Linked DNA regions of Mus musculus: regions 2 and 3 are each linked to region 1. The links are chromatin loops, found by intact Hi-C in ENCODE. Cell type or tissue: left cerebral cortex. All regions are shown on one strand. Links, peaks and the distances in the headings refer to the core of each region. The heading gives the core; the rest is flanking DNA.

The links. A loop is a pair of places that touch in the nucleus more often than their neighbours do. Peaks named below come from ENCODE experiments on the same cell type or tissue, not always from the same donor. Only the 100,000 strongest peaks of a DNase experiment are listed, where the experiment ranks them.
Region 2: it touches region 1 in a loop (3-fold over the local background); 17 of 42 quality-filtered maps call a loop at or near these places.
Region 3: it touches region 1 in a loop (2.7-fold over the local background); 12 of 42 quality-filtered maps call a loop at or near these places.

The regions. Positions count from the first base shown.
Region 1 is chr5:44,300,349-44,308,540 of GRCm38, forward strand. It overlaps Gm40296 (a long non-coding RNA gene), which reads left to right and starts at 5,949. Exons shown (of 4, transcript XR_868403.3): 1 at 5,949-6,123. In left cerebral cortex, for the core only: a CTCF peak has its summit at 4,036 (motif pointing right); a DNase peak (open chromatin) is centred at 4,045; H3K4me3 peaks cover 583 bases; H3K27ac peaks cover 664 bases.
Region 2 is chr5:45,421,404-45,426,403 of GRCm38, forward strand. D5Ertd615e (DNA segment, Chr 5, ERATO Doi 615, expressed) reads right to left here and starts at 2,997. Exons shown (of 6, transcript NR_131933.1): 1 at 2,833-2,997. In left cerebral cortex, for the core only: a CTCF peak has its summit at 3,087 (motif pointing left); a DNase peak (open chromatin) is centred at 3,070.
Region 3 is chr5:44,654,414-44,659,413 of GRCm38, forward strand. All of the region lies in intron 2 of Ldb2 (LIM domain binding 2), which reads right to left. Among named protein-coding and RNA genes, the nearest start is that of Ldb2, 140 kb to the right of the region's middle. In left cerebral cortex, for the core only: a CTCF peak has its summit at 2,468 (motif pointing left); no DNase peak of the experiment used is centred there.

The sequences.
Region 1 (8,192 bases), core at 1,718-6,717:
TGATTCATTTACTTGGAATATTTTTCCTACCCTTTTACCCTGAGGTGATGTCAATCCTTGAGGTTAAGGTGTGTTTCTTGGACACAGAACAAGAACTGATTCTGCTTTTGTATCTTCTCTATTAGTCTCTGTCAGTTCTCCAACTTAGATATTGAGAGATTTCAATGAACAGTGTTTGTTGATTTCTGTTATTTTGTTTTTGTGGTGTGTGTGTGTGTGCACGCATGTGTGTGTATCTGTATTTATTTCCCTTTTTTTGATTTTCTAGCCTGTAATTATTTATTCTTTGTGTTTTCTTGGGTCTGATTAATCTCTTTAGGCTCAAGTTTTCCTTCTACTGCCTTCTGTAGGACTGGGTTTGTATGTAAAGAGTTCTTAAATTTGTTTTTATCATGGAATGTCATATTCTCTCCACTTATAGTAACTGAAAATTTTGTTGAGTATTCTTAGAATCTGTAGAACTTCTGTCCAGACCCTTCTGGCTTTTCCAGTCTCTACTGAGAAGTCAGATGTTACTCTAATTTGCATGCCTTTATATGATACTTGGTCTTTTTCCTTTGAAGCTTTTAATATTCTTTCTTTGTTTTGTATGTTTAAGGGACTTTTTTTTTTTCTATTCCAGTATATTCTTCTTATACCTTGATAGGTATCTCTGTCTTTAGGTTAGGAACATTTTCTTCTATAATTTTTGTTCAAAATATTTTCTGTTCCTTTGACCTGGGTTTCTGCCTCCTTCTTCCTCTGTTCCTATTATTCTTAGATTTGATCTTTTCACAGTGTCCCAGATTTCCTCGATGTTTTCTTACAGATTTTTTTTTTTTTAGATTTAACATTTTCTTTGACTGAGTTATCCTTTTCTTCTATTGTATCTTCAATTTCTAAGATTCTGTCTTTTGTCTTTTTTATTATCTTGGTGAAGTTTGGCTCTGAGGCAATAAACCTGGTTAAGTGGCTAAAATTTCAGTTATAAATTTACTCAGCTTGAGTTTTTTTTTTAATTGATCATTTTCCCTTTTCTTGAATGGTTTTATTGTCTTCCATTGTTTGTGTTTTCATAGATTTCTTTAAGGAATTTATCTATTTTCTTTTTAAGAACCTCTATCATGCCCATACAGGCTCTGTAAAATTCTTCGTCTTGTGCTTCAGCTATGTTGCAATACTCATGGCTGCTGGGCTTTATTGGAAACATTGTCCTGGCTCTTATCAATTATGTTTTTACTCTGGCATCTAGGATATCTGGATTTGGGAATATTGTAATTCTAAGAGCTGATATCTTTTTTTGTTTTGTTGTTTTGATCTTTGGTTTCTGTTGTCCTATCTGGTTCCTAGGCGAGTGTGGTGTGTGTGTATTTATTGCCTGGTAGGAAATCTTCAGAGGAGGTGTTGTCACTTGGAGTTCTGGGTAAAATGTGTTTTTAGTGGACCCTTATAGAAGGGAACAGGCTGGGGTTGTGCCTTAGGGGGTCCACAGGAGGGAAGAAAGCAGGAAGTTCTACCAGATTCTGTTTGGTTCCATGGGAACCCGGGCAAAGAGTAAGGAGATGCCACATCGGGTGCTGGGGATGAGACTGGGCATTGGATGTGGAGGGGAGGAGGGAGAGTGAAGAACTTAAGCCTGCCCACCTGATTTGATGACTTTCTTGCTTCTCTGTTAGACTTGGCAGGCAGGATCCCAGACAACGCCTGCTGGTGTTGGGGGCCGAGATAGCAGGACCAGTGGAGAAAAAAGTTAGTGGAGAAGATTTTCATGATCTATTGGATATCGGGGTGGAGTAGAAGGGAGGATGCAGCAGGAGGCTTGCTGTAGAGATGGAGTGAAACTGGAGAGCTGGGAATGAAAGAGAGGAGGAAGAGGAAGAGAGAGAGGGGGTGGGAGAGATTGGTGAAGATCTGTAGTTAGTCTGCCTGCTTCTCTGGCTTGAGTGGCCTGCAGGTTCCCAAGGAATACCTGCTAGAGTTGGGGGTTGGGATAAAGCATTAGGTGTGAGGCAGTTTGGAGGGGAAGGTGTGTGTGATATACTGGAGACAGGGTAGAAGAGCAGGGGAGAGGGAGGCTGCAGCAGGCTGTCTGCAGCCAAGCTATAGATGAGACAGGAGAATTGGATTTGAAGGAGTGGAGGCAGAGGTGAAGATGAGCAGTTCCTTGTTTTCAAATGCTAACTCTAATCTCTCTGAATTTGATTTTCGCTGGATACCAGGACAGTGCAGATGTAATTAATAAAGATGAGGTTGTACTGGACAATGTGGGCTGCTGTCATATGGAGTCTTGGTACTTCTCTAAGAGAAGGAATAGGCTGTATACCTGGTGGTGGCATAGTCCTAACCTGAGCACTTATATGACTGAGTCTAGGGCCAGCCTGGGCTACCTAGTGAGGTTGTCTTTTAAAAAGAAACCACAAACAAAGGTTTAAATTTTATGATTGAAAAGGAAAGAAAAAGTGAAATTAATGAAACGTTTTAATAATTGTACAAAATCTTACTCGCCAGCTTTAGCAATATTAACAAGCTGTATACAATCTGAAGTGTTTCTTTATATCAGTCATAATAAACTTGACCATAAAATGGAAGATGGAGAACATCCTAGTCACAGTAAGTCATATTTAAGATCTACTTAAACAGAGGGCATGTAAGAACTTCTGTACCTGGTCCTGAGGATGGAGCCTGGGTCCTCACACGTGTTAAGCTGTATCCCTTATCTACATTAGAGCTTTACAGAGAGCACCCTAAAGCTTTAGGAAGGAAATAGACAAAGACTTGAAAATGTGAATATGATATTGCTATCATGAGGCGAATGCAAAAACTATAATGGCTTCAACTTAATAAAACTTGTAAGTTAATTCAGATTCAAAAAAGTTCAAGATGATTTGTTGCTAGTTAACACACATTTTCCAATTAGTGGCTAATGTTAAAAGTCCATGGATAGTTAAATTAACTTTTAAAGAGAGCAGCACATAAGGGGGATTCTTGAGTAGATACGAAGGGTCTCTATGGAGCCCTGAACACTCAGTCCAGGCTGTCACAGCACTGTTCACCTATAGCAACAAAGTTTTGAGTTATGAGAGAGAATTCACGTACACTAAGGGGCTCAATATCTGACAGAAGCGGCAAGACTCACTAGTGGGTACAGACAGATCTTGAGAAGTGGATACTGGGGAAAGAGCTTATACGATTCAAAAAGTGGAGCAAGAACGCTATCTCAGACCACAAGCAAAGGGAGGATTGTTTTCATTATCAGAAACCATACTGTGAATCATAAAAGTAGGCGTTAGCGAAAACAATAGACTTTTAAAAATGGAATTCAAAACGCAGTGAGCAGCATGTTAATAATACACAACAAACTGCTGTGAACCAGCAAGCAAAAGGTAAGAAAATAGACTCAATCAAAAGATTCAAGGAAGAGACCTGAAAAACAAGAACAGCCCAATCATTTAATATAACATATATATATATAAAGACAATATCTCAAGGTATAGCCCTGCTAGCCAGGAACTTGCCATATAAACCAGGCTTGTCCAATACCCACAGAGATCTTTCTACTTCTGCTTCCTGGGTGTTGTGATTAAAGGTGTGTGCCATTATGGCCAGTTTTTTTTTTTTTTTTTAATGTGTGTGTGTGTGTGTGTGTGTGTGTGTGTGTGTATGTATGTATGCCTGAGTGTCTGCATATGCGTCACCGGTGTGCAATGCTCAAAGAAAGTGGAAGAGTCTGGAATATAAAAATCTGTAGAGAGGAGAAGAAACAGGAAGCATGGGATGATAAAGCAAGGAGCACACCTCAGGAGTTACATAAAGCAGATTTGGTGATGGGAGCTAGAAAGAACCAGTTAAGAAGAAAGAAAGAAAACATCATAAATGTTTTAAAGCAAAGAGAAGAAAATTATCCAACAAGTGGGGTGACTGGCAGCCATGCTTAGGGAAGATCAGGACGCCAGGAGCTCCTGTACTTTGCCAAGGGGGCTCACCTGCCCAGGATCAGAAGGTCGGCTTGATTTACGATGAAAACGGGCTCTGTTTAAGAACAGGCCACAAGATGGCGCTGTGAGCCAGTAAGAATATTCACCCATTCCAGGAGCCCACCAGTGTTTACCTTTTCATGGCTTTCTTTATTCTTTGCTAATATACTGCAGCCGGATCGCAGGCAATGTTTGTCTATTAAAAATGTTGGCATTTGGAAATAACATTCCCAATCTTCATGATTCCTGCTTACTTTTCGTATAATCCTCAGGAGACGTTGGAAAAACCTTCCTTCTAATCCCCGTTCTAACACAGGAAGCCAGCTCTAATTCCTAATTTACTAAAAGCACTCATAAAACTGTGTAGAGTCACTGCTGGCATTTGCTAGTCCTTGTGGACTTCCAGGTGGGAAAATATAGGGGGATATAAAGAGAAGGAGAGGAGAAGGGTCTAAGACTGGTCAGGAAAGCCAAGAATACAAGCCACGATCACAGAACACAGGAACGAAGGAGTGGGAATATCCATATAAGGACTGTGTTTCTTGCAGGGTAAAACAAACAAACAAACAAACAAACAAGCAAGCAAACAAACAAACAACTTGTTACCCGGAAGTCTGTAGTCACTGAACTTTTCACAGAAACCTGCACTATCTAATGTTGTCACGCATGAAGAACAGCAGATGGTTTAAAGGAGCCATCAAAAACCGATGATTGAAAACGCCAATTTTGATCACAGGAAGTCAGATATGGTTTAAAGGGCATTTGGCACCTAAGGTGCTCTGCTTTCTTCTGCATCCCTTTTGATTTCCTGAAGTCTCCTGTGTGTCAGTGGTATAAGCAACCCCACAACACACCAGGACAGAGAGACACAGACAGACTCAGAGAAACGTTGAAGGCTACAAAGCAAGTCACAAGTGCAATGGCAGGTGACTAGGGTTTTATCTGCAAAATGGGGTCAAGACACCCACCACTGTAGAGACATACTAAACGTTACCACACAGCCAATGCAGAGTCAGTAAATGCTGGCAAGGCTAATTATTTGGTAACAGTATCTTCTTCTAATAATGTATATGTTGAGTCTTCGGTTGCAGCAACAAAGGTTAATTTTTAATGTAACCAATAACGATCTGATAAATCACTTTCCTGATTTCAACAAATTCATTGTCCATTGTCTTTGTTGAGAAAACAATTGCATGAGCACAGCATAGCTTCAGTACTAGCAGAAAGCATAACGTGGCTGGGGGAATGATGGAGAGTCTTACAGACCCACCTTGGGTCCATAGAGCCAGGGAAAATGGGTACCTTTGGCTGACAATCCTTGTCAGAGAAGATACAATTATCCGAGGAGAATACCAGAGTGTTACTTTAGAATTTTATTGCCAGCCCTAGAAAGATCCAAATGCTCGTTCATAAGAAGTTCCTAGGATGAAGGAAACCTGGAATAGCACTTAGACAATCTTTGTGGGTTGTTCTTTAGGATACTATGTGCCAGACACTGTTACATTTCTTCATTTGTCTCTCCTTAGAGCCATAGCTTGTTAGATTCTTGCTTTCTCTTTTAAAAATATTATGATCATCATCATTATTGTATTGATGTGACCAATCTGCTGTGACCAATACTCAAGAGAACAATTTAAAAGGAGAAAAGATTTTTGTCTCAAAGTTTCAGAGAGCTCACTCCATGGTGATCTGGCTCCATTGGATTTGGGCTGTGGTGGGAAAGAGAATCATGGTAGAAGACTATGGAGAAGCAGAGCTGTTCAGCTCATGGTAGTCAGAAAGGGGAGAGGAAATTGGTGGGTGGTAGAGGGAGAGACAGAGAGAGAGAGATAAAACAGAAAGGTGCTAGTGGGCTTCTTCTACCTTATCCTTTTTGTCTGTGCTGGTGATCAAACCCAAGATCTCACACACCACAGGCAGGCATTTTATCGCTGAGCCCCAGCCCTTCTTGTTCTTTCATTCTATTTAGGCCTTCAGCCCAGTGGATGGTGCTATCAACATTCAGGGCTGACACTCCTTCCTTGGCTAATCATCTTTGGAAATGTTCTTATCCCACTCCACTCCTCCTTATCAACAGCAGAGATGTTTTCAACTGTGCTACTCAATAAAATCACATTGAAGATCAAGGTTAACCATCACCTCTTTGAAGGAAGTGGAACCACTGTCTAAGGTAAGGAGGCAGGTCGCCGAGGCATGCTGGACCAGAGTGTCAGGACAGAATAGAAATCTCTATACCTATACCTATATATATACCTATATTTATAGGTATATACCTATACTTATAGGTATAGCTATAGGTATGCAGGCGTGTGTGTGTGTGTGTGTGTGTGTGTGTGTGTGTGTGTGTGTGTATTGAATCAAGAGAGTTAATCTCAGATAGAAGCATTTTGGGAAAAATGGCAGTTGCAGGTGACTCCACCGAGTAGTGTCTGGAACTTAGTCACAGGCCCAACAGCATGCACATCTCTCATTATCTGATGACCTTCCTGCCATGCATGTACTTCAGGATTTGTAAAAGTGTGCAGGTCATTATCACGGCTGTCATTTGACCTTGAGCTGGCTCATTCTAGGAGGGCATCTCTATCTAGTGCCTTGTTGCAGTTTCCAAGGACCAATCTAGTTTCCACGTGCTTGAACCATTTCTTTCTCTTCTTCCTCTTTTTTTTCCCCTTAGATATCAGCTAATAGCACGTGCCTTGGAACTCCAGCACAACATAAAGTCTTTGTCGAGGCACAAAGGTTGGGTCTCCCTCCCCTCCTCCCTGTGCTTCTTGCCCATCCTGCTCAGCCTCTGAAACTGCCTCCAAGAAATTGGCTACAGGACCCAGGCGTCATGTCTGAGCTATTTATCAGTGAGAAGGTGAGGGCAGCTAATCAAACAGCTAAGAAAGGAGTTGGGAGATTCTTCATGCCTACAAAAGGTCCTTTAGTACTAGCACCAGTTTGGGAAGCCTTGGAGCCTTAGGTTCAGTTTACTATTCAAAGCCTCCTCAGTGCCCCCACGGAAAAACCAGCCCTGCAGGCAGACAACACAGTCTACTCGCCCCGCCCTGTCCCGCCCCGCCCTGTCCCGCCCCGCCCCCTGCCCCGCCCTCTCCAACCCCCTCCTGTAGCCTTCAAACACGTTTCTCTCCAAGATGCCAGGGAAGCAAGGCCACACAGCAGCCACAGGTTATCTTATCTTCTGGGAGAATAAATGAAAACCTGTTTTCAGCAAGCAGCTTTTCAAGAAGGCGGAGTCGTCCTAAGCACTGACTGACTTCTGGATGCATTCTGGCTCTGATAATTCCAGAATATCGCCAGGGCACCTCCTCCACTGTGCGCTCCTTGTTGGAATATACGTTGTCTTTACAAGGCACAAATAGTTGAACTGCATAATGTAACCCGATGTTCTGACAACCTCACTTATACTCAGGCTAAATTTAAAGGTCACCACGCAGAGAAATAATGGCAAGGGAATGAAAGGGCCTTAAACATGGATCTCACAGACATTTCCTCATTTTGAGAGTTTTATACCATAAAATAGAGGCACAATTGCATGTGATCTTAAAAAAATATTTATAACTGGAGAACCCATTTCTTGGGACTACAGCAGCTTTTTATAAAATGCCATTATGCCTCAGTGTGAAGTGGCCCGGCTGTGCCTTAGATGGTTTCTACTGTACTGGGAGTGCTCTGCTTTTTCCTCAGAGTTTATCTGCATCTGCTATGTATAAGAATAGGTTGTAAGGACCAAATGGTATAAGGGAGAGATAATTCCCATTTATCTTAAGATTACAGTTTAGTATTGAAGAAAGACATGGAAACAAATCAAAACATTGAGAGGGTATGAGGTGACACAGGAAACAGGTCTGTGGGTGTGCACATAGAAGGAGAGTCTGCAGTTATCCTGAAGGGTGGACGGCACTTTCTTCCAAGAAGAAATTCTTCTGTTGAGTATTAACAGGTCAGCACGAAGAAAGCATTTTCAGAGAGAAGTATGACACAAAGAAAGAACAATGCACATAAATGTTGTGCAGGCGAGAGGGAATATCATGGCCGGCCCTAGAGACAGTCTAAACCAGGGTGGAGTCACAGTTTCAAGAATTAGCTTGGGGATGTTGCACTAAGGGAGAGATGCAGGAATGTGGGGGTGGTGGGTTAAACTACTGAACAAACAAAAACCAAACCAAAACACCCCCCTAAAGCCAGCCCCCCAAACAGTGTGTATAGCATCCCAGCCCTAAGACCAGATATGTG
Region 2 (5,000 bases), core at 1-5,000, 1.1 Mb after region 1:
ATACATGCATACCTGATAAATAATGATAAAAAGATAACAAATGGTGCAGATTTGAGGCATAGACAATAGATATAGATCAACTCATAGATGATATGGATTAGATATTAGAGATAGATGATAGATGACAGGTATATGGTAAATACATTGATAGAAAAAGAGATGATAGAAGATGACAGATGATGATAGATGGATGGACGGATAGATAGATAGATAGATAGATAGATAGATAGATAGATAGATAGATAGATAGATAGATAGATTTGGGTATTTTTCTTGGCAGTGATACCTTAATGTCAAAGCCTCCTGGTACCACCATGACATAATGGTATACTAAGGAACACTCTTGGTCATGGCATAGAAGATACTCTTGACCAAGATTCTCTCCCTAACTACATTTTAACCAAGTTCTGAACTCTTTCCAGACTGTTTATCAAGCTTGGCACAAAAAGACTTGAGAAAAAAAAAAATTCACTTCCATAGTTCCTAACAGTTCAAGGCTATATCACCCTCGGCCATCTTACAGTGCCTGCCAGAGGAAACTAGAAGCTTCCAAAAGAGTGTGCTGCCTTTTGGAAGAGTCTCTGAAGATAGGGCTCATCTCCCACGCTCTGTGAAAGGGAGGGGCCTGACCTCATTAAGTGTCAGTTAGCAAACCTAGATAGGTTGCACAGAGACCAAGTCCTCCATCCCACACTTCATAAACTGTCACTGTCCAGACTCTCCTGCCCCTCCCCCTCTATTCCCCTCCCCCTTCATCCTTCCTTGAAAATATCTAGCCAGCTCTGCATGAAGTTCCGTTTTTCACCCATTATGCTAGCCTGTTGCTGACTGAATCCATCCTTAACACTTCAGTGTCTGGTTTTGTTGATCTTTGATACCCCATCAAGAGCTATTCTCCACACCAAACCACCATCAGGGAACAATTATCCAGCTTGACCCTGAAGGATCAACTTGATACAATGCTGAAGTCCTGGCAAGACTTGAGATTAGCAGATCCGAAGCAGGCACCAGCATACGTGTTGCAAATTCCAGAACTCCCTTGGAGCCACGCAGAGTTGACTGGAATTCTAGCTGGCTCTTTCAAGGCCAATGTATAGTGTTTGTGGATCCAAGGGTCACGGTAAGGACTCCTGGGTTAAAGTGAGAGGAAGACCCAGGCTCCCCCGATGTTTGGCTCAGGTTTGCTCTCCAGCTTGCCTGTGTCTGTGTCACTTATCACCATGGGTGCTCCTCTCTGTCACTCAAGATACAGATAGAGAAATCAGCCTTCCCTTAACCGGGGAGAGGAGGGGAGCAGGAAGAAAAATTTTAGCCAGCAGGAGTCCGTCATTTCTTTGAAGCACATATGATGTGCCTGTGCGTGAACACACACACACAAATTTCCAAATAACAGAAAAGTTGCATGGCAAAAATGAAACCCTCCGGATAAATCATGAGCATGCCAAGTGTGCACAGCCTTGATCCACCTCAGCAAAGCTGAGTGCAGCCATTACTCTAAGTCTTCTCAAACCTTCGTGTGGACAGATCAGCTCTTTGCACCCTTAACTTCCAGGTTTAACTCCAGGTCACCAGTTCCCCGAAAGGGGATCTCATGACATGGCCTACACTTACTAGTAAGTGATTTCACTTTCAGATACTGAAGTCTTCCTCTGCCTAAACCTTATCCACAAAGGTCCCAAAAGAGTGCAGAGTCCCAAAAAGGCCTTTAAGGAGGCAGCTGTGACATAAGGCAGTATTTGCTAACCTTTACTTGGAGGTGTCCCTGTATATTCATCCATGTCTACTGTAAGATAAAATAAGGCCCCCAATATGTAAGGGGCCTGATTCCTGGAATCTAAGTGTATGATATTACTTCACAAAGCGTCCTTACACATATGATAAAATAGGAGATAGAGGGGAAGATGGGGAGGGGGAGGGGAAGAGAGGAGAAGGTAGAGGAGAGATTTCTGCTAGATTTCCCAGTACCAAGTGTAAGAGTCGGAGTTTACCTGTAGGCCCCACTTATGCAAGGTCAAGATAACTTTCTGGAATACTGGAAGCTGTAGTTCTTGGGAATTAACAAGCCATGCATTTTGACTCCCCTGAACAAGTTTACTTAATTTTTTTTATACCAGATGTATTTGATTGGATGTAGGCAGAAGTCACATAGGCAGGAAAATATGTCAGGATATATGTTAGCCCCTGGTTTGGAACTAATGGGAAATGCAATGAATTGTGGGTTTTGCCTTTTTAAGTCCTTGAAAAATGTAACTTGTGGCCATTCCCTGGGAACCCAGGAGTAGACCTGGCCAGAGTCCTCTACCTGGCCAGCATTTAATTAAAGCTTGCTTTAAATTTGGTTCAAAATTGTGGAACTGAATTTTTTTTTCTCGAGAATCTCAGGGTGGACACAAGCTTGACACATAGTAAGTACTCAATAAATGTTAAGTGGGCCTAAGCTAGGGTCACTTACCATTTTCTAAGTATGGAGAGTGACAGAACCTATACCAGGGGTGCTGATACAAATAGTAGGGGACCAGGTCTTTCCCTGGGGCTAAGATATGTGCTAACATGGAGGCTACTCCCGTTGTCTGTGCTGTGTTGTGTTTCTCTTTCAGGGACTTTAAGGGCCTGCTCGAGCGATGGCTTAGAGCAGTGGCTGTGACCCTTGAATACAAATCCTCCTGTTGTGGTGACCCCAGCCATAAAATTATTTTCGTTGCTACTTCACAATTGTAATTTTTCTGTTGTTATGAATCATAGTGTAAATATCTGTTGTGCAGGATACCTAATGTGCAACCCCGAATGGGCTGCCACCCACAGGCTGTGAACAGCTCATTTAGAAGCACCTACCTTGAGAGGTTTAGGAAGTGTCTGCTCTGTAGTCAACCAATTTTCATTTCGGTGAAAGAAGTAAACATGAAGGATGAGGGAGGGGGAGGTACATGAACAAGAAGGCGGCAGCATGCACAGCAGTGGTCTCCAGCACTGGCAGGTGGCTTGTCATCCTATGTCTGCACAGAGTCTGAGTCTAAGGAGCCTTGTTCCTTACGGAGTTGCCCAGCACCTATGTGCATCTGTTGCCGACGCCTGCCCCCTTGTGGAATTGTTTCAAACTGCATACTGCCTTCAAAATGCTCTTTTCTTTTCTTTTCTTTTTTTCTTCTCCTTTTTATTGGATATTTTCTTTATTTACATTTCAAATGTTATCCCCTTTCCCAGTTCTCTGCCCTAGAAAAACCCCTGCCCCCACCTCCCCCTGCTTCTATGAGGGTGTTCCCCACCCACCCACCCACTCCTGCCTGCCTCCCTGCCCTGGCATTCCCCTACACAGGGCCATTGAGACTTCACAGGACCAAGGGCCTCTTCTCTTATTGATACCTGACAAGGCCATCCTCTGCTACATATGCAGCTAGAGCCATGGGTCCCTCCATGTGTACTCTTTGGTTGGTGGTTTAGTCTCTGGGAGCTCTGGGGAGATCTAGTTGATTGATACTGTTGTTCTTCCTATGGGGTTGCAAACCTCTTCAGCTCTTTCGGTCCCTTCTCTAACTCCTCCATTGGAGACCCGGTGCTCAGTCCAATGGTTGGCTCTGAGCATTCACCTCTGTATTTGTCAGGCTCTGGCAGAGCCTCTCAGGAGACAGCTATATCAAGCTCCTGTCAGCAAGCACTTCTTGGCATCCACAATAGTGTCTGGGTTTGGTAACTGTATGTGGGATGGATTCCCAGGTGGGGCAGTCTCTGGATGGCTTTTCCTTCACACATTGTCTCCATATTTCCTCCTGTGAGTATTTTGTTCCCCCTTCTAAGGAGGAGCGAAGCATCAACACTTTGGTCTTCCTTCTTCTTGAGCTGCATGTGGTCTGTGAATTGTATTTTGGGTATTTCAAGCTTTTGGGCTAATATCCACTTATCAGTGGGTGCATACCATGTGTGTCCTTTTGTGACTGGGTTACCTCACTCAGGATATTTTCTAGTTCTATCCATTTGCCTAAGAGTTTCATGAAGTCATTGTTTTTAATAGCTGAGTAGTACTCTACTGTGTAAATGTGCCACATTTTCTGCCGCAGACCCTCTGGGTGCAGATGGGCAAGGAGTTGGCGAATGACAGACAGATCAACACAGGAGATTGTGTAGAATCTGAATGTAATTTGTCAAGTCAAGCATCAAACTTTTTATACAGAAGAATAGCAAGAAACCAGACGAGATACAATCCACCAAGTTACAGTGACATAATACAAAATGAATGTATACATCAAAAGAAGGCAGGGACCAGGTCACTGCCACTGAGAAGGGAGCCAGGTGTAAAGCTAGTCTATTGTTAAGCCCACCTCCAGGGGTTCTACTTTAGCAGACCTCCTCATGAATACTGCAATACCACAACCCCCCTATCCTGGGCCCTGATAATTTCTTGTGTGAGTGTAACTTTTAAGTATCTGTGGAGAATCTCCATTTGTCAGAATTCACCAACTTGCTTCTAATATGCAATGTAGCCAGTACTAAAGATTTCTATCTCAGTGGGATTCCCTGGCTCTTTCATGGCATTCCCTTGTTTGGGTGAGATTTGCTACTGTCCTTAGTAAATACTCTGCAGACCAGCTCTGAGCTGCTGGTTCTGTCTTTTGTAATGCTTAATTAGTTACTGAATAGGTAACTTCCTTACTGCATTCATACCGGATTCCAAGCTCAGCTTCAAGCATTTTCTAGGACATTGGAACACTGGCAAAGGCTTAACTATGTCAGAATTCAATCTTTAAAAGCACTTATAATAAAATAATACTAAAAGAGAGCACGTGGATCTATACACCAGACTAACACGGGGATAGGGTATGAGTATACGGGTTAATGAGAACGCCAAAGCTCCAGGAGGTGAGTTTCTGTGAAACTCTTTGCCTCATGAGTGCTTCCAGGCCTCTCGGCCTGCCAAGCAAACTTCACTGGAGTGTGCGTAGCAATTTTCTGAATCCATTCCTCCATTGAAGGACTTGGTTTCAGTGGTCCAGTGTGCCCTGTAAACT
Region 3 (5,000 bases), core at 1-5,000, 350 kb after region 1:
ACTTTAAAGAGATCAGCCGGTTTTGATTCTCTACCTGACGGTTTCTAGCGTTTGTCTTCTGGTCGACAGCCAGCTGTTAAATGCGGCTTTCATCTCATTGCGTTTAGATATATTCCTGACTTTACACTGCCCTGAACGTGCCACTTGCAAGCCCTGGAGGTTTTCTAGGTGTCTATCACAGTGCATTCTCTGGTAACAGTTGCTTAGCTACATTGCAAATCTTTTGTTCTTTGCCATGGATCAATCCCACCAGGCCTCCACTGGTGTGAGCTGTTCTTTTGATTGTCCCTCAATACCCCATGCTCTTCCTGCTGCTAAACTCAGCATGCCAGACACTAACTCAGGAACTCTGCATCGGGTTGAATTTTTTTTTTTTTTTTTTGTCTCGTGCTAATATGACACTTGTCTAATATAACTTGTGGACTTCTTGAACATATCCACGCTGGCTGCTCATTCCTGTTGGAGGACTGTCTCTTGGATGACATTTTATTCATGAATATGAATATACATTTTCTTCTATATCAAGTGACACAATTACTCTGTCTGTCTTGATGCCTTACTACATTGTACACACATATTTTCAATGACAGGTTGACAGAATTTCAGCCCTAATGATTACTTAGAATGTCTCCTTAATGTAACCCATGTATTTTATTTATGATTAAAAAAAAAACCTTATCCTTCTGATGATAAATATAATGTTCAGTAATGAGAGAAAAATGTACAGTGCCACCCAGAATTCAATGGCCCAGAAAAACTGTCAGGCAGCATGTGGACATAAGCCAAGCTTTACCTAGCTGAAGCAATCAGGAACGTAATTTGGTAATTACAAGTGGTTACAATCAAGTTAGCCGGGTGCCTCTTAGCTGGTAGTCCATATATTTATACACAGAATTACAGGATTTGCAGTCTCTAGAGATAGTAAGCTAGGGAGCTTGCCTATTGTTCAAAGATCATTTTATGTGGGAAAACTATACTCTAGAAAGACCTTCCTTTCAGGGTTAACCAGGGAGAGGGCTTGGTGGGTACAGGTGCCTGTCTTCAAGCCTAAAGACCTGAGTTTGATTCTTGAGACTCACATGGTAAAAGGAGAGAACTGAACTGAGCAAGTTGTTATCTGGCCTGGTGTGTGTGTGTGTGTGTGTGTGTGTGTGTGTGTGTGTGTGTGTGACTGTCATAAAGATAACCTACTGTAACACAGACTATGTGAGTTTGTTACTTCTCCGATTTCCAACTCGCTATATATCACTTAATAGATGCAACCGTACAAGCTAAATGCTAGCTATTGGTGATCAAAATGCAAAAATCACAGACATCTCCCAACCTATGTAGCAGGTAAACATGCAGCCAGGAACAATGCAAGATACATGAGACACAGATGCAGGTCATGCGAGCTATCGTCAAGGGTGGGCTCTAGTTCAGGGAACTAGATGAGCCATGAAGGTTGAAGCCTAGAAAGGACAAAGATTTGCCCATCCCAGATCCAAGCCCTTCTACCCTCTTGGCCTACACACAAGTGATCACCCCCTTTGCCTTGTCTCATCTTTAAGGCACATTTACCTTTCTAGATAGTTTCCCAACCTTGTGCATCCTCCTGGTGTGCTTATCTTTAGGTCTTCCCCACCATCCTCAGCTATCTCCTGGAGAGACTAGGGGAAAGCCCTCCCTACTCTGCACATGTGTTATTCCATGAATTTTGCTGATAGCACTTGAAACAAAAACCCATTCACCTTCAGAGGCAGGTACAGCTTGAGCATGTCCAGGTAGACAATTCTTGACTCAGTTCTGGGACACAAAGTGGGCAAGGAGATGGTTGCCTGGGTGGGCAATGGATGTTGAAAGGAGCTGATTTGGAGTGATTCTTTGGGGGGGGTACCCCTTAGTAACTAATAATTACTATGCTTGTATTATCTCATTATCTTTCAAGATTTTAAAATCTGAATAGTCTAGAACACATGAGTGAATGATTAGACTATTTTTTAATCCAATACCTGGAGATCGCAGTCGATTTTACATGTAGGAGACAGCACTGAACCCATTTTCCCCAGGCTTCTCTCATCTACTACCTAAACAGTGGCAAGCCCCTCAGAAGAAGGCAGTTTACAAGGTCCTTCTGTTGTTAGATTTGAAAATCTCTGACAAAGGGTATAGAGAAGAAAAAAAAAATAGACCTTTTCAAAGTTTTCAGGATGACGACAACGGATGGATTTAACATTTTACATAAAAGATTTATGGCCAGAGCAGGCTCATCTCCCAGTTACTCAGCACATGAGAATGCATTAAAGTGCTCTCAGCATGCATGTTAAAGACTCTACAGGCTCAAAGTATGCCCGTTTATTGAAGACCTCAGAACAGGGCTGGAGAGAGAACTCAGAGGTTAAAAGTACTTGTTGCTCTTGCAGAAGACACAGGTTCAGTTTCCAGCATACACATGGTGATTCAAAACCTTTCTATAACTGCAGTTCCAGAGGATCTAGTTCCCTCTTCTGGCCTTTGCAAGTACTGCATGCACAAGATACAACCTACAGACAAAACACACACACACACACACACACACACACACACACACACACACACACACACACCTCCAAACAATTGAAATCCAGAGTAATTTCTTAAAGGTAAGTTCCAACAATGCAAACCCAATAATCATTTCCCCTAAGTATTGTGTATGTCTTCCTTGGAATGCCCTGCATTGTCCTTCCTCATTGCTCTTGCTACTGTTTATTCAAGTCCTATCCCTCTTCCATCTCTTTAACCTTTTGAGCAGCTTGTCTGCTTGGGATTCACAATGTCTTGTGAGGCTTCTTAGTATTTTGTGTGTTATAATATGGTTACACATGTGCCGCACACGTGCCTAAGGGAGTCCTCAATATTCTTCTGACAAGGTACGCATTCCCACAATTCCTTCTTGACAACAGAAGCATTTTGCAACTATGATGGTGGCAGACCACATTATGCCTAAGTTACATCCTGTGGAGGATGGACATTGCTGATGTAATGGAAGTTTCTAATCAAATGGCTGGTGACACCTAAAGTCATAGAATTGAAAGATACCAACTCCCCTGCTGGCTTTGAAAGAGCAAACATCTATGTTGTGTAGAGGACACAAAGTAGAGGGGGCATAAAGAAGCTTCCAGGGCTTTAAATAGTCCCCTAGGTGTAACCTCGGGGAAGAAATTCTGTGCTGCACACAGCGGGGCACAAAAAAGCTTCCAGGGCTTTAAATAGTCCCCTAGGTGTAACCTCGGGGAAGAAATTCTGTGCTGCACACGGCATGGCTGTTGTCCTCACACATACCTGCAGCTCTCATTACATCCACAACAAGATCGAGCCAGCTCAAAATTTCACCATGAAAGAGGGAAGGGGTTGTGAAGCTCCACCCCTACCTGAGGAGTTATTGGCAGCTGGTGGCTACAGGGAGCGTTTTACACTGGACAGGGGGTAAGAACTAGTTGTTTATCCATGACCATTAGGGGACATCATGACCATTGCCCCAAACCCAGCACTTATGAACAACATTAATTGGACTCGGTGGGTTTAAAAAAACAAAAACTGAGGATAGAAGTTAGGTGAGAGATGTATTAGAGAGATCCCAGGAATGTGGGATTTGGGGTGGATGCTGAGAAAACTCACTTCAGAGACAGAAGCTTAAAGTGAAAGCTGTATTTTCTGTGCTCAGAGAGGTGGCCAGTTCAGTGTCTGAAACTTGTCAACATCAGGAGATTGTACAATACTTTTACAGGATGGGAACACAAAGCAAGAGGGAGTAGGCTGGGTTGTTGCATTGACCAATCATATTTTGACACAAAGGGTTAAGCGAGGAAGTTAATGTAGGTGGCTGAGCCTTATGCAGGTCATCTAGTTTTAGGGTCAGTCAGCTTTTGCCGTAATCAGGTCCCCTTTTGGACTCTGGTCCAGAATTTAGAGTGATAAGGGAACAAAGGAGTAGCAAAAGCTGCACACACTCAATTACGTCATGTCGGGCAGTAGATTTACGTGTGTGCCTTAGTTTAGATAATCTGCAACTTCCCTTTTGACATTCCTTATTAGTTAACAGACAACCTCGAAACACCAGAAGAAGCAGTATAGGAGCTGATTCTGGGGCCTGGGAACATGGATTCAGTTTGGCTCTGCCAGCAAGATGGAACTTGTTTCTGAGATGGCTAGACTCAGCAAACTGTCTCCTAACAGGGGGAATGGGAGATAGATATGATCAAAGAACATTGTATCCATGTATGAAAATTTCAAAGACTAAATTAAAAAAATTATTAAACAAGGACTTTCCTCCTTAGCCATTGCAAGTAACTGAATACTGCTAGCTTTAGTTAGACCTACACCTCAACTAACACAATGTTCAGCTTGGTTGTATCCAGAACACCCAGATTATCCAGCTAGCCTGTCCTGAGCTCCTAAGTCAGGAAAACCGAAGCAATATCATGTGCTATTTTGAGTCTGGAGTATGTAACAATCTGATAGGCTGCTACTGAAAACTAAAACTAAATCAGATAGGTTGCCTCTCATGGTTTGCACATCACGGAGCACAAAGCTATTAGTGATTCTAATGCACTTGACTAAGAACTATTTCAAAAGTGGGTCAAAGAACAAAACACAATCACACATCAGCCACTTTTCTTCTAGATTATTTCCAATGAAAAAAAAGACCAGAGAACACTTCATCCCAAGTCACTGACGACCAGAAACTTGTGTTTCAGAACAACAGTAACAAGATGTATATATGGAGGTGTGAATTCCACTTCTAGAATTAACTAGGTAAGTTGCTGTGAACAAGCCAAAGCCGAGTCAGCTTCTGGATGTGTTCTGTACAAAATAATCATTACAGTTACGATTTGTTGATTATCTTTAAGTACCGGGAAGTGCCTGCATGTCACTTATAAATATCATTATTCTGGTGCTACGCAAATATAGTATTCATTGAAAATAGTAAGGCTCAGAGAGAAGAGGCATAATATAGGTTCATCACTGTAGAAGCAGCTATA